Linked DNA regions of Homo sapiens: regions 1, 2 and 3 are each linked to region 4. A link is a contact called in ENCODE Hi-C or POLR2A ChIA-PET data. All regions are on one chromosome and are shown on one strand. Each heading gives the region's core, a stretch centred on a gene start or an enhancer-like site at or near the end of the contact. The rest is flanking DNA. Distances are from core to core; before and after follow the strand shown.

Region 1 (2,727 bases), core at 184-2,683, 1.2 Mb before region 4:
TGGGGGATGGGTGGTGCTAGTGCTACTGGCATTTAGTGTACGAACGCCAGGGATATTGATAAACATTCTACAATGAACAGGGCAGCCCCACACAGCAAAGAATCATCTGGCTGTTCCAGATAACACACACAGACTTCTTCAAGAACCACTTAAGCTCTAATACGCCAGCATTTTCCAACAATATTAAGAAAGGTTGACAGTGCTTTTCACCTTTTTCAGATTTCATTGTAATACCCACGATTGAGATGGTTGGAGATAAAGCCATTATCCAGTGATAGTTCATCATGTTGAAGGAATCCTGCTGTATGTATTTTATATATTTTGATATGGATATGTGATATGCACCCTTAATACAATTCTAGTCTATAACAGCTACCTAACAATATTTCAGAATGAGCTTTTTCTAGTATTCTGTGCCATTAAAGAGTGGCCCCTTTGTACATTAATGAAAGCTTGTCCTTTAGAATGAATAGGAAGTCTAAGAATTTGGCTAAATACCATCTTTCTGGAAGAGGAAAAAATTAATGGCAAAATATTAGAAATATAATTGATCAAATGCAATACTCATTGTAGTCAAGAGTAAGTAATGCAAAAATCTGTAATTCTCATGAAAAACAATATTAAAATTGTGTTCCCGGGAAGTTAGTAACATTTTGACATTTTTTCTCTATTCTTTAAATGGTTCAGAGCAACTATTTATTAATTAGCATTTTCTTTAAGAAAAACTAATATCGTTGTGGAGGATTAACTTCACTTTGGAGTGTACTACTCCCTTAAAAGGACCATTAAAAGGCTATAAAATTAATTGTTTTCTACTAATAAGTTATTATTTAGAATCACTTAGTTTCATCTACCAGAAAAAAATGCTTTTTGAGTTAGAGGTTTTATATTATCTCAGTCTTCTCATCCATGATCAATACTTACTCCATTTTTGTTATTATATCTGTTTCCTTCTGGTTCTCATCTTAGCTCAAAAGAAAAAGGATGATTGAACAAAATACCTTTTGAGTAGTCTCTCTGCTCCTCAAAGCACATGTCTTCATAATTATCTCAAATTTGCATATTTATTGTTAAATAAATATAAGGGGAATTTATTGCAGTATGCTGCATTCTTTGCACTCTCTGTGTCTTGTTTGCATCTTGCCTGTTTTGATCGTTTTAGATTAGAGGCACATGAATTATCATTTATTTTAAGTGCTATATTATAGTCATTTTTGCAGAGAAAGAAAGCAGTCAAAAAACAGATTGTCCAACTTCTTATAAATGAGAATGTCACAAATAAAATGCCAGTTTGTTCACCTTGTCCTTTGCACTAACGTCAAGCCATTCTCTTCGATGCCTTTTTTGTAATTATGAGTAATAGCCCAAATATTTTACAGCAGAGAGATGAGTCACAAAGCGGAAGAACTATAAATACTTTTGTTCTCGAGAAACAATGAAGCTGTATATTCTTTCACATTCACCCACCACATATGTGTTTTATTTAAGGTTAAGCTTTTTTAAAAACAACTTTCTCCTGCTTTAAGAGTTCCAATCTCCAGTACAAGTTTTGTTTTCCAGTAAACTGTTTCATTGTATTTGATGCTTCATAAATGTATCTAAATCTAGCTCATCATGCACTGCTAGCTACACCTAATCATACACACATGTCTGAATTACTCCACTCCTATTTAAAGGAAAAGAACAAAAAGTAAGAATGGCAGATGTGTTCATAATTAATATCCTACTGGGTTAATCAGTAGATCCTCAGGAATGCTATGAGGGTTTTGATGTATTCAGAAAATCACTGCCTTTATCTATAGACCTCTTTAAAGACAAACATACAACAGTTAGTTTTTAGAAGATGTGATCCTTGCAAATAAGATAGTAAATAATATTGTCACAGACTTGCCTCTTTGAATAACCTAATTCCATGCTTGATTTTATATGTTTAAGTGAGGAATTTATGGTTCATATTTACAGCCAGTGATATGTGCAAGGATTGCTGTTTACTAACATCACACTCAAAATTTCTTGTAGACATTTCAAGCAATTTGAAGTATAGTTCTTCTAGAAGTAACTAAATATAAACAAGATGGGCACTTTTTTTAAGGAGATTGATATTTCAGAATTGTTGATCACTCCTATACTTGTGAATGAGAGAATATAAGAGACATGGTAATTCACTGAAGGAGAAGAAGAAGAAGGAGAGCATTGCATTATTGGAAAAACTCCATCTTTATAGCGAGACAATACTGAGTTGAAAGCTCAGTCTCCCACTGTGCAACTCTAGGAATTGCTTAAGAGCTCTGGTCTTTGGTTACCTCATCTACTAATGCAGAATAATAACACTTCTGTCTTAAGGTTTAGAGTGTTAAAATAAAGCAGTACTTGGGACATTGAAAAATGCTGAATTTAAAAGTCCTGTTTCATGGGGAATATGAAACTTTCATTCTAAAAAGACTGTACTGTATGAAAGATAAATTTTAGTTATATTGTGGTCCACATTTCAGTTTTGGAGTTAATGTATTCAGGTATGTGCCTGTCACAAAAGGGTCGTGCATTAAATGTTGAGTGAAAACATTGTGGCTTAGACAGAAATCTTGGAATTTAACTAGAAATTTATTTTTTTAAAAAATGAAAGAATAGGAAGAGGTTCATCAGCTCTGTCTTGACTATCTCTAGATCTATGATTGATGCAATATTACCTTTAAGTAAAAAAAAAAAAAGCTACATAATTATTTTAGT
Region 2 (2,703 bases), core at 174-2,673, 1.9 Mb before region 4:
ATACCAATTCCTACGTATCTCCAAAAGAACATATTAAAACAACATGTTTTTTAAATTTCTGGTTTTAACGTTCAAAGCATAATTAGAATGATCAAAGGGACTTGGACTGCAATGTTCTGAGAGTTTAAAAGCCAGCAGGCTCTTAAGAATTATCAATCCTGCAAGCTGCTCTAAACCTTGCGAAATGTCACGTCCTATTGAACCAAAAATATATTCATGCTCAGACTTCAAATCACAATGAAACCACAATTCATATGTAGAAATATGTAGAAAAAAAGCTCACTTCCTATTTAACAGAGAATCTGAATTGTCATCCTTCCCTAGTTTTTAGAAATCTGATAATACTTAGCATGCTAGTGGCCACAGAATAGTCTAAATAATAGGAGAGTTATTTTATATTGTTAAAACAGTCATAATTTTCATACCAAATTTGTCCATCATTTATATCAATATCCTCATTAATTAAAATTTCTTATATCCACATAAGCTAGGAAAGAAAAAACTGGATCAGAATGCAAAATATAAAAATCCATTCTGAACATTAAACAAATTTATTTTTAAACTTTCTTAAAATATGCTACCCTTAAGTGAAATGCAAATTCTGAAAAGTTCTGTATACGGCTCTGAGATATAAGCAATAAATTGCTTAGATGCTCTCAGAAAACCAATGGAACCGTTCAGATAATTGATTGCTAATTCTCTGTTAAACAAGCTACAAGATTCATAAAAGACATTGGGTAAAAATTTCAGAAGTACAGCACAGTAATTGTTCTTGAGGTTATGTGGACCTACAAGGAAAGTTAAAAATTTTAAGTTCGTCTAAATGTCATTACACTAATTCTCAAATTTCAAAATACTTTAAATGCATTCACAGTGCAAAACTCTTAGGACCAAAAATAAATAAACAACTTTGTGTAAGCTCCCCTTATCATTAGAAAATGAAACTGCACACAAAGCATGCATGGCCAGGTGGACAAGCAAAATTTCCCAAGACCTGTAATCATGCAGAACAGCAGTCTCGTCCAAAAACAATCACTTGCAAAACAAAATACTGAATCACCAAAAACAAGGTATTATTTTGTACACTTACCCAAAATACACGACAAACCTTTCAGTTTCTACCCTGTCAACACAGAAAGAAGTGTGGGAAGGGGAAAAAGGAGGCAGGGCACCATTTGCTAAAATCTCACTAATACTGTGAGAAACTTAGAATGGCAAGGGAAAAATAAAGCTAAAGAAAGGCTTCCTTTTTTCCCAAGAGCTAGTAATGTGCGTTTTATGGGAACTCTGCACCCTGGATTCTTTGCTATTGACAAATGCTAGCAAGAGGTTCGGCAGTTCCCACTTATGGAAGATGACCCCATGGCCAGCAAGCTTGTCAAGACCCATTCAAGACATTCCTTTCCAGGCCTCCTCCAAGGCGCCTGTGCCTGCCAAGCACTGTACAGGCTCACAAACCACAGCAGCTGAACAAATTTCATTCAGCCCTGCTTATAATTACTTAGTAGCTTTAATTAGATTTAAAAAAAAATAAAAACCTTTAGTCTCAGATCTAAAGCCAGTTGTTCTTTGAGTTAGAAAAAACAAAACTGTGTAACTAGAGAAATCTATACCTATATCATTTGCACAGGAACATACTGAAGAAGCCATATCATTGCACCTTTTAATTCTGCCAAAAATTACTTAAATACAACTTGGCATCAGGAAACCAAAACACTTTTCCAAATCCACAGTGTATTTCATTTTCAAACAGCCTTGAAAGCACATGTCAAATGTAGAGCCCTAGAGCTTCATTTTTAAAGTCAAATGCACCATTTATAAATATAGGGTTATATACCACATACACCAAAATTTTTCTGAAATAAACTGGCATAATGACATTGTTTGTGATTTGAGGAAAACTAAATAGAATATTTTTAACCAGCATGTTATTTGAAAGCACCACAAGTTTTTTAGTATCAGGGCAACTTTTGTCTATATTGAGTTGAAATATAGAGAATTTGAACTTGGATTTGACATTGAGAGGAAATTATAAACTGTTATCACAATAAACTGTTAACTATTTTCATTGCAATATTGTGATGTGATTTATTGTAATCATGCTTGCTATCATTCATTTATTCTTTCACTCAAGTTTTGTTAAAAATTTGCAAAATTAAGAGGGAGTTTTTGATAAAATACAGTATCTAAATTTTATTTAACTAAATGTTTCTGAACACTCAAATGTAATTTGCTCATTCTTGTTCACACACAAATGAGATAATACAAGTATGCACCAATTACTAGTCAAATTAAAACATTTTAATATATATTTGAACTAATTTCCTCTATTTGAAAAGAACCAATAATTTCTGAAATTTTCTACCTCATGATTTGTACTTCCTTATGTACTTTTTTTACTATGTACTATTTTTACCCATAGGGGATAGAAAAAGAAGAACAAAATAAACCCTTAAAAATTATACTTAATTTCAAATGTTTACATAAGATTTAAAAATGAATAGTTAGAAAGAATATAAAGAATAGTCACTATCAATTTGCAGATGGATAGTGTAAATCATTCTTTAAACATTTAGTTGAGAGTAGAAACTGTCAGCTAAGCTAACAAAGTTTCTACAGATTCCCACAGCATTGGTTTATCATCACTGTTTCTGTTTCTTTAGTTGTTTTCAAGATTGTCCACTGAATGCTTACACCTTACTT
Region 3 (2,700 bases), core at 28-2,527, 1.3 Mb before region 4:
GGTGGAGGTAGATATGAAGGACTTTAAATTTATCTTCATTGCTTTATTTCTTGAAAATATGATTTGAAAAAAGTACAGAAAAATGTGGGCAATTGTTAAATTCAAATAAAAATACGTTAAAGTAGCCTTACTCTTTTTGGTTACCACATTAAAGCAAGTTTAAAACTTATAATTGTTTTTAGAGCCACTTTTGCTTACCTCCAAGCTTGGAAACATGTTTTACTGTAACCCTGGTGACAAGACACACCCACAGATTCCCAATAAGTGCTCTTGAGACTTAGTACCTTTGCCCAACTTCAATTTAACTAAATCTCTTGGGATTTGGCCATCAGGAAAAAGAACATACTTGCTTTAATTCCAGTGAAAGTGAAATTGTTCTTGAGAATCCATAAATGTGAGAGTCTATGAGAAAGAGTATAGTGGATCTTTCTGACATGATGGATAGAGGAGGAACATTTACAGAGAAAGCAGTTCACTATATTTACCATCTGAAAAAAATACATATAAAAGCATTTAAACTTTGGACTTATTTATTATTTTTAATGTATTTTTATTTACATATGTGATTTTTGAAGAAAAATATAATCATTTCAAATTTAATATTACAGGTTAATTCAGCTAATTGGGCTACTCCACAGGTAAATATATTTTTTAGTCTTAATATCTTTGTAATTGAATTTGAAACTAAAATGTATCTGCTTTTTATTTTCCCCAGAGAATTTTTGTTTTAGTAATAAATTTCTTCTGTGACATACAGTCATATACTGGTTGATTTTGAGAGTTTCTTGATTTCCAGTAAACAACGTACTCCAAATTCTGATTTAAAAGATTTGTTTTGGTTTTTCTCCGGCTTTTTCTTTCCAGTGTTTCAGTGTGGGTTTTCCACATTTGATCTGACCAAATTTGGCCTCATGTCTCTGAGTTTTGGGTAGTTAAAGAAACTGTATTTTGAAATTAAATTCTTCCTTATATTTTTCTTATCTGTGAATGTTCCCAGAGTTTAATTCTTGGCCATTTCTCTTTCTCTTTTGTATGCTTTCCCTGAATCAACTGTGACTCATGGTTTTGACTTTCACTTCCATGTTGATAGCCCTCCTCTTTACAGAACTTCTTCTATTTATGCTTTGGTTAGGTTCCAAAAGGTTGGTTTAAGTCTGTTTGCAAAGTGACACTTAAAATGAGTAACTGCTAACACCCTCTGATGGTACCAGGCAAAGTTGATTGTTTTTTTTTGTTTTTTCTCCTTTTCCTGGCTCAGCGAGTTCGTTTGAGTCATAAGAGAAACTTTTGTTTCGTTTACCCCAGCTTCAAAATTCTATATATCTCAGCTGCTTTTGGGACTTACTCCCTTTGTGCACTATCTCCTCAAACTAAACATATTAAAATTTGAGATCATTTTCATCTCAAATAAGCTGTGACTTTCTCTCTCTCTCTCTCTCTCCGCTGCCTTTATTTATTTATTTATTTATTTATTTATTTATTTATTTATTTTAAAAGTAGATGATACCATTCAATTCACTGGAACTCAGAGTCTCCAAAATGCTTATTCTTCTTTCATCATTTTCATTTCATACATTTATTTGCATCAAATCCAGTTGTTTCTCTGGAGTCTTACATTCTTTGCCAGACCATGATGGTGGGCTGTACATTCAACATCATGCATTAACTACTGTAGTTTCAAAATTAATCATCATATGTGTTGAAAACTATGGCAGAGTGCTACTTCTCTCAGTCTTCTATGGCTCCTGTGTCTTCTACCTACTGCTACTCCATCTATCTTCCTGCAAGGCCGGTTTTACATGCTAGTCTTTGGCTCAAAAGCCTATATGGACCCATGATTATTACTGGATAAGATTTAGACTCCAAAGATGGCATAAAATGCCACAATAATTGGATTTACACAAATAGATAAAATTTATTTTCTATCTTTATATAGGGAATCCTGAATTTCATGAAATTCGGACATTTGCTCACAGATGCAACTTGCACATTTGCTACTGCAAGCTTTTACTCATTCTGCTACTGGCCCTGGATTGCCCTCACCCTCTTTTCTCATATGAATCTCATTGATATTTTAAGAACCTGAAATCCTTCTTCAACATCTTCAGTTTTCAATGCCCTCATTTGTTGTTATTTATTTGTTTATTTTGAGGCAGAGTCTCACTCTGTTGCCCAGGTTGGAGTGCAGTGGTGCGATCTCATCTCACTGCAACCTCCACCTCTGGAGTTCAAGTGATTCTCCTGCTTAGCCTCCCGAGTAGCTGGGATTATAGGCGCCACTCCACCATCCCTGGTTAAATTTTGTATTTTTAGTAGAGATGGGGTTTTACCATGTTGGCCAGGCTTGTCTCAAACTCCTGATCTCAAGTGATCCACCCACCTCGGCCTTCCAAAGTGCCAGGATTACAGGCATGAGCCACCACGCCCGGCCGATCCCCCATTTTAAAATCATTTTATTATAAATGCAACACAAACTTAGAAGATTTCAAAAGTCCAGGGAATCTTCACAACGTTGGAAAAAAAAAAAGCATACTACCATCTCATCTAATCCTGAATGATTTACTTTGACTTTCATCATTATTTTCATGATTTCATCATTATATTGAGTTTCAGATACGTCTTACTTACTACCCAGTTCCAACTTCATACCTTCAGCTGCATATAGAACTTTCCCACCTGTATGGCCATAATCTCAAGCAA
Region 4 (2,713 bases), core at 37-2,536:
TATTTTGCTTCTAAAGATGTTCCCATAAATATCTCCTGAAATATACCTTTGCTCTGCCTTCCCAGTTCCTCATGGCCTCTATCTCAGGCCATCAAAGTAGTCTCCAGACTGGTCCACACTAGCAGGCCTTACTAATTCCTGAGTATACCAATGCCAGTAGATCTTTCTGACCACTTAGAGGTCTGTGTCATACCTCTACTCTGAAACTTTCATTTCCACCATATAAACCCAAGGACTTTTAGCCTGGAATTTGAGATCTCCACAGCCCAACCCCTGCATCCCTCCAGAGCCTCTGACACCCCTCTCTTTTCACGGGTCCCCTTCTAAACAGGTTCCTCTCAGTGCCCCTTACCATGCTCTTTAAACTCCTACCTCAGCCCTTTCCTACTGCCCAGTCACAAGCCTAACATATCTTCCTATGGCCTTTCTTTAAGGCCCTCATCAATTCCTGCCTCTTCTGTGAATCTTTTATTGGATCACCTCTTCTCTCCCGGGAACTCAATAACACTTAATCTGGATTACTCTGCAGGCACCTCACCCTACGCTGCCTTGTATTGGTCTTTATGTTTTCCATGAGTATGTATTGGATTACCACAAAGAGATTTCAGAGCTTTTCAAGCCTGGGGCCTTGTCTTTGCATCCTCACTGGGTAGCACACAATCTCACTCATGCAGGGGTAATAGATACTTGTGTTTTGTAATGATGGCAATAACAATGAGGTTTAACTGTCTCCTTTAGAAAGCTTCAGAAAACAACTGTCTAGTTTCTAGCAAGGATTGTTGAATCAGGTAGCTGAGTTCTCTTATTCTCCCTTCAGAGGCAGTGGAGGAAATCAGCAGATGTCTTTCTGAGTCCACTGTCATGCCAGCTCTGCTGGCATTTGTAATCAACTCCTCCCTAGCTCTCTTGGTCATATTTTGAAATATGAAAAACGCAGACCTTGGGATACCCACTTTTCTGTTAGTAGGATACTGAACATCAGAGACCTAAGAAAACCCTTTCAGTCTTCCAGTTCAATGGCTATTCCTGTGCCTTGGTGAATCAGCACTTTAGCGGAGGCATCATCACTTCATTTCAGCTCCAGGGAAGGAGTCTTGCTTTCTGAAGTTCTGTGTGAGGAGGAAAGCAAGGGTTGTACACTGAACTTAGTAAGGAGGGCAAAGCAGATGGAAGAAAAACCATAGAGAGAATTCACTCAGAGAAAAGCGGAACTGAACAGCAAAATGTGTAAGCGGCTTCCCCTCCTCCTGCCTGTCCTAGAAATTACAGTCTTGCTGGTATGCCCTTTCTTCATTTAAGGACACACAGACACACAAAATAAAACCCAAACCAGTGAACTGAAAGAGTGAGTCACGCCAGCCAGGCCTCCGCCAAGCTAGTCAATTAAAGTGCAAGACCAGTTCTGTGCTTTTCTTAGACCCTGAACTACTGTCTGACTTTCTTCCTGAATATTTTTGATAGGAAAAAAAGTATATGCTGACTTCTGAGCAAGTTGATGTATATTGGCTCTCTTCTCATAAAAAGTTTTTAATCTTCCTTCAGAGGACTATTGAATACTTAATTGGGTTACTTGTCCCATGGAGGTCAAATCAGTCATCCTATGGTTTTGCAATGTACGTCTTACCATTAAGCTTTTGTTTTTATTCTCATGTTGTGTATTCTTCGGAAACGTATTTGACCTAGATTTCTTCCTAAATGCTTTATTGTTTTTTGTTAACAGGGAACGGGTATGGCAATCCCCGAAACTCACCAGGTCTGCTGGTCTCACCTGGTAACTTGAACAAGAATATGCAAGCAAAATCTCCTCCCCCAATGAATTTAGGAATGAATAACCGTAAACCAGATCTCCGAGTTCTTATTCCACCAGGCAGCAAGAATACGATGCCATCAGTGGTAATACAAAACTACATTTTAAATAAATATTGATAATGTTTTGTATATGTTTTGCTGTTTTTATATTTGTCTAACTTGATGAATTACTTAACATTCTCCCAGAAAATTAACATAACAGTGCCATTGACAGAGCCTTGCTTGTATTTAGCTATTATTTCTGGTAACTGGTTTGCATTTCCCTTTTCCGTGTAAAAAAAATATATATATATATCTGGTGAACTTCACTAGGCTGATGTTCTAGGATAAGAAAAACATTTTCTTTTAAGGCTTTCAATTTATAGTTGGAAAAAAATCAGACACTACCATCGGTCAATCTCTACGTCCCATAAGCAGAGTAATAATAGGTAATGAGGTACTTTATAACATAGTATTTTTACAATATTTATGTCCTCAACACGCTGACAATGAGAAAGTACTTTCCACAATTTCTAAATGAACTTTCTCCTGTTAATTAGCAAATCCTTTCTTAGATGTATTGCAATGATTATATCTAATACATCGCATGCCTACACACTGCCTCAATTCATCTTTCCATACATTTACTTCATGAAAATAGCTATCTCTCAAAAGCAAATTAAAATCCTAGGCATTTTAGGAACAAAGGTTATATTTTACATCAAAAAAGAATTGTAGCACCTCTAAGGAAGATAAATAAATAAGAAATTTTAAATAGAGGTTATATCCCCAGACCCTGTCATTTTTCTTTCTTCTGGGTCTGCATGCCTAAGATGAAGATAATGTTATGGGACCAAATTCAACAACAAAGAGACTTACATCAGTGTTCTACAAATTAGCTTTGCTTAAGAGCAAGAACGTTTAA

What was found. A loop is a pair of places that touch in the nucleus more often than their neighbours do. ChIA-PET counts read pairs that join two places held with the same protein, here RNA polymerase II (POLR2A). Pooled maps may share reads with other maps.
Region 1: a loop to region 4 is called in a map of GM12878, with 2.9 times the contacts of the local background. The contact joins two enhancer-like sites. A Hi-C loop is called at or near these places in 1 of 168 maps with a recorded cell type or tissue (GM12878), 11 of 37 single-sample maps with no recorded cell type and 9 of 50 pooled maps. POLR2A ChIA-PET finds 5 or more read pairs at or near these places in 1 of 52 experiments (Panc1).
Region 2: a pooled map shows a loop between it and region 4 (15-fold over the local background). The contact joins two enhancer-like sites. A Hi-C loop is called at or near these places in 2 of 37 single-sample maps with no recorded cell type and 2 of 50 pooled maps.
Region 3: a map of GM12878 shows a loop between it and region 4 (4-fold over the local background). The contact joins two enhancer-like sites. A Hi-C loop is called at or near these places in 2 of 168 maps with a recorded cell type or tissue (both GM12878), 24 of 37 single-sample maps with no recorded cell type and 9 of 50 pooled maps.

What each region holds. Positions count from the first base shown.
Region 1 is chr5:89,929,582-89,932,308 of GRCh38, reverse strand. All of the region lies in intron 2 of LOC102724637 (a long non-coding RNA gene), which reads right to left. Among named protein-coding and RNA genes, the nearest start is that of MIR3660, 86 kb to the left of the region's middle. Within about 2 kb of position 1,433, at least 7 of the 41 ENCODE cell types and tissues checked have a DNase peak (open chromatin) inside an H3K27ac peak, as active enhancers do; they include GM12878, where a contact is called at or near this core.
Region 2 is chr5:90,639,256-90,641,958 of GRCh38, reverse strand. All of the region lies in intron 11 of ADGRV1 (adhesion G protein-coupled receptor V1), which reads right to left. Among named protein-coding and RNA genes, the nearest start is that of ADGRV1, 82 kb to the right of the region's middle. Within about 2 kb of position 1,423, at least 4 of the 41 ENCODE cell types and tissues checked have a DNase peak (open chromatin) inside an H3K27ac peak, as active enhancers do.
Region 3 is chr5:90,019,773-90,022,472 of GRCh38, reverse strand. No RefSeq gene overlaps it. Among named protein-coding and RNA genes, the nearest start is that of MIR3660, 4.4 kb to the right of the region's middle. Within about 2 kb of position 1,277, at least 7 of the 41 ENCODE cell types and tissues checked have a DNase peak (open chromatin) inside an H3K27ac peak, as active enhancers do; they include GM12878, where a contact is called at or near this core.
Region 4 is chr5:88,730,909-88,733,621 of GRCh38, reverse strand. MEF2C (myocyte enhancer factor 2C) reads left to right here. Exons shown (of 11, transcript NM_002397.5): 7 at 1,721-1,893. Among named protein-coding and RNA genes, the nearest start is that of GSCAR, 35 kb to the right of the region's middle. RefSeq lists enhancers at 1,020-1,299, 1,420-1,469. Within about 2 kb of position 1,286, at least 19 of the 41 ENCODE cell types and tissues checked have a DNase peak (open chromatin) inside an H3K27ac peak, as active enhancers do; they include GM12878, where a contact is called at or near this core.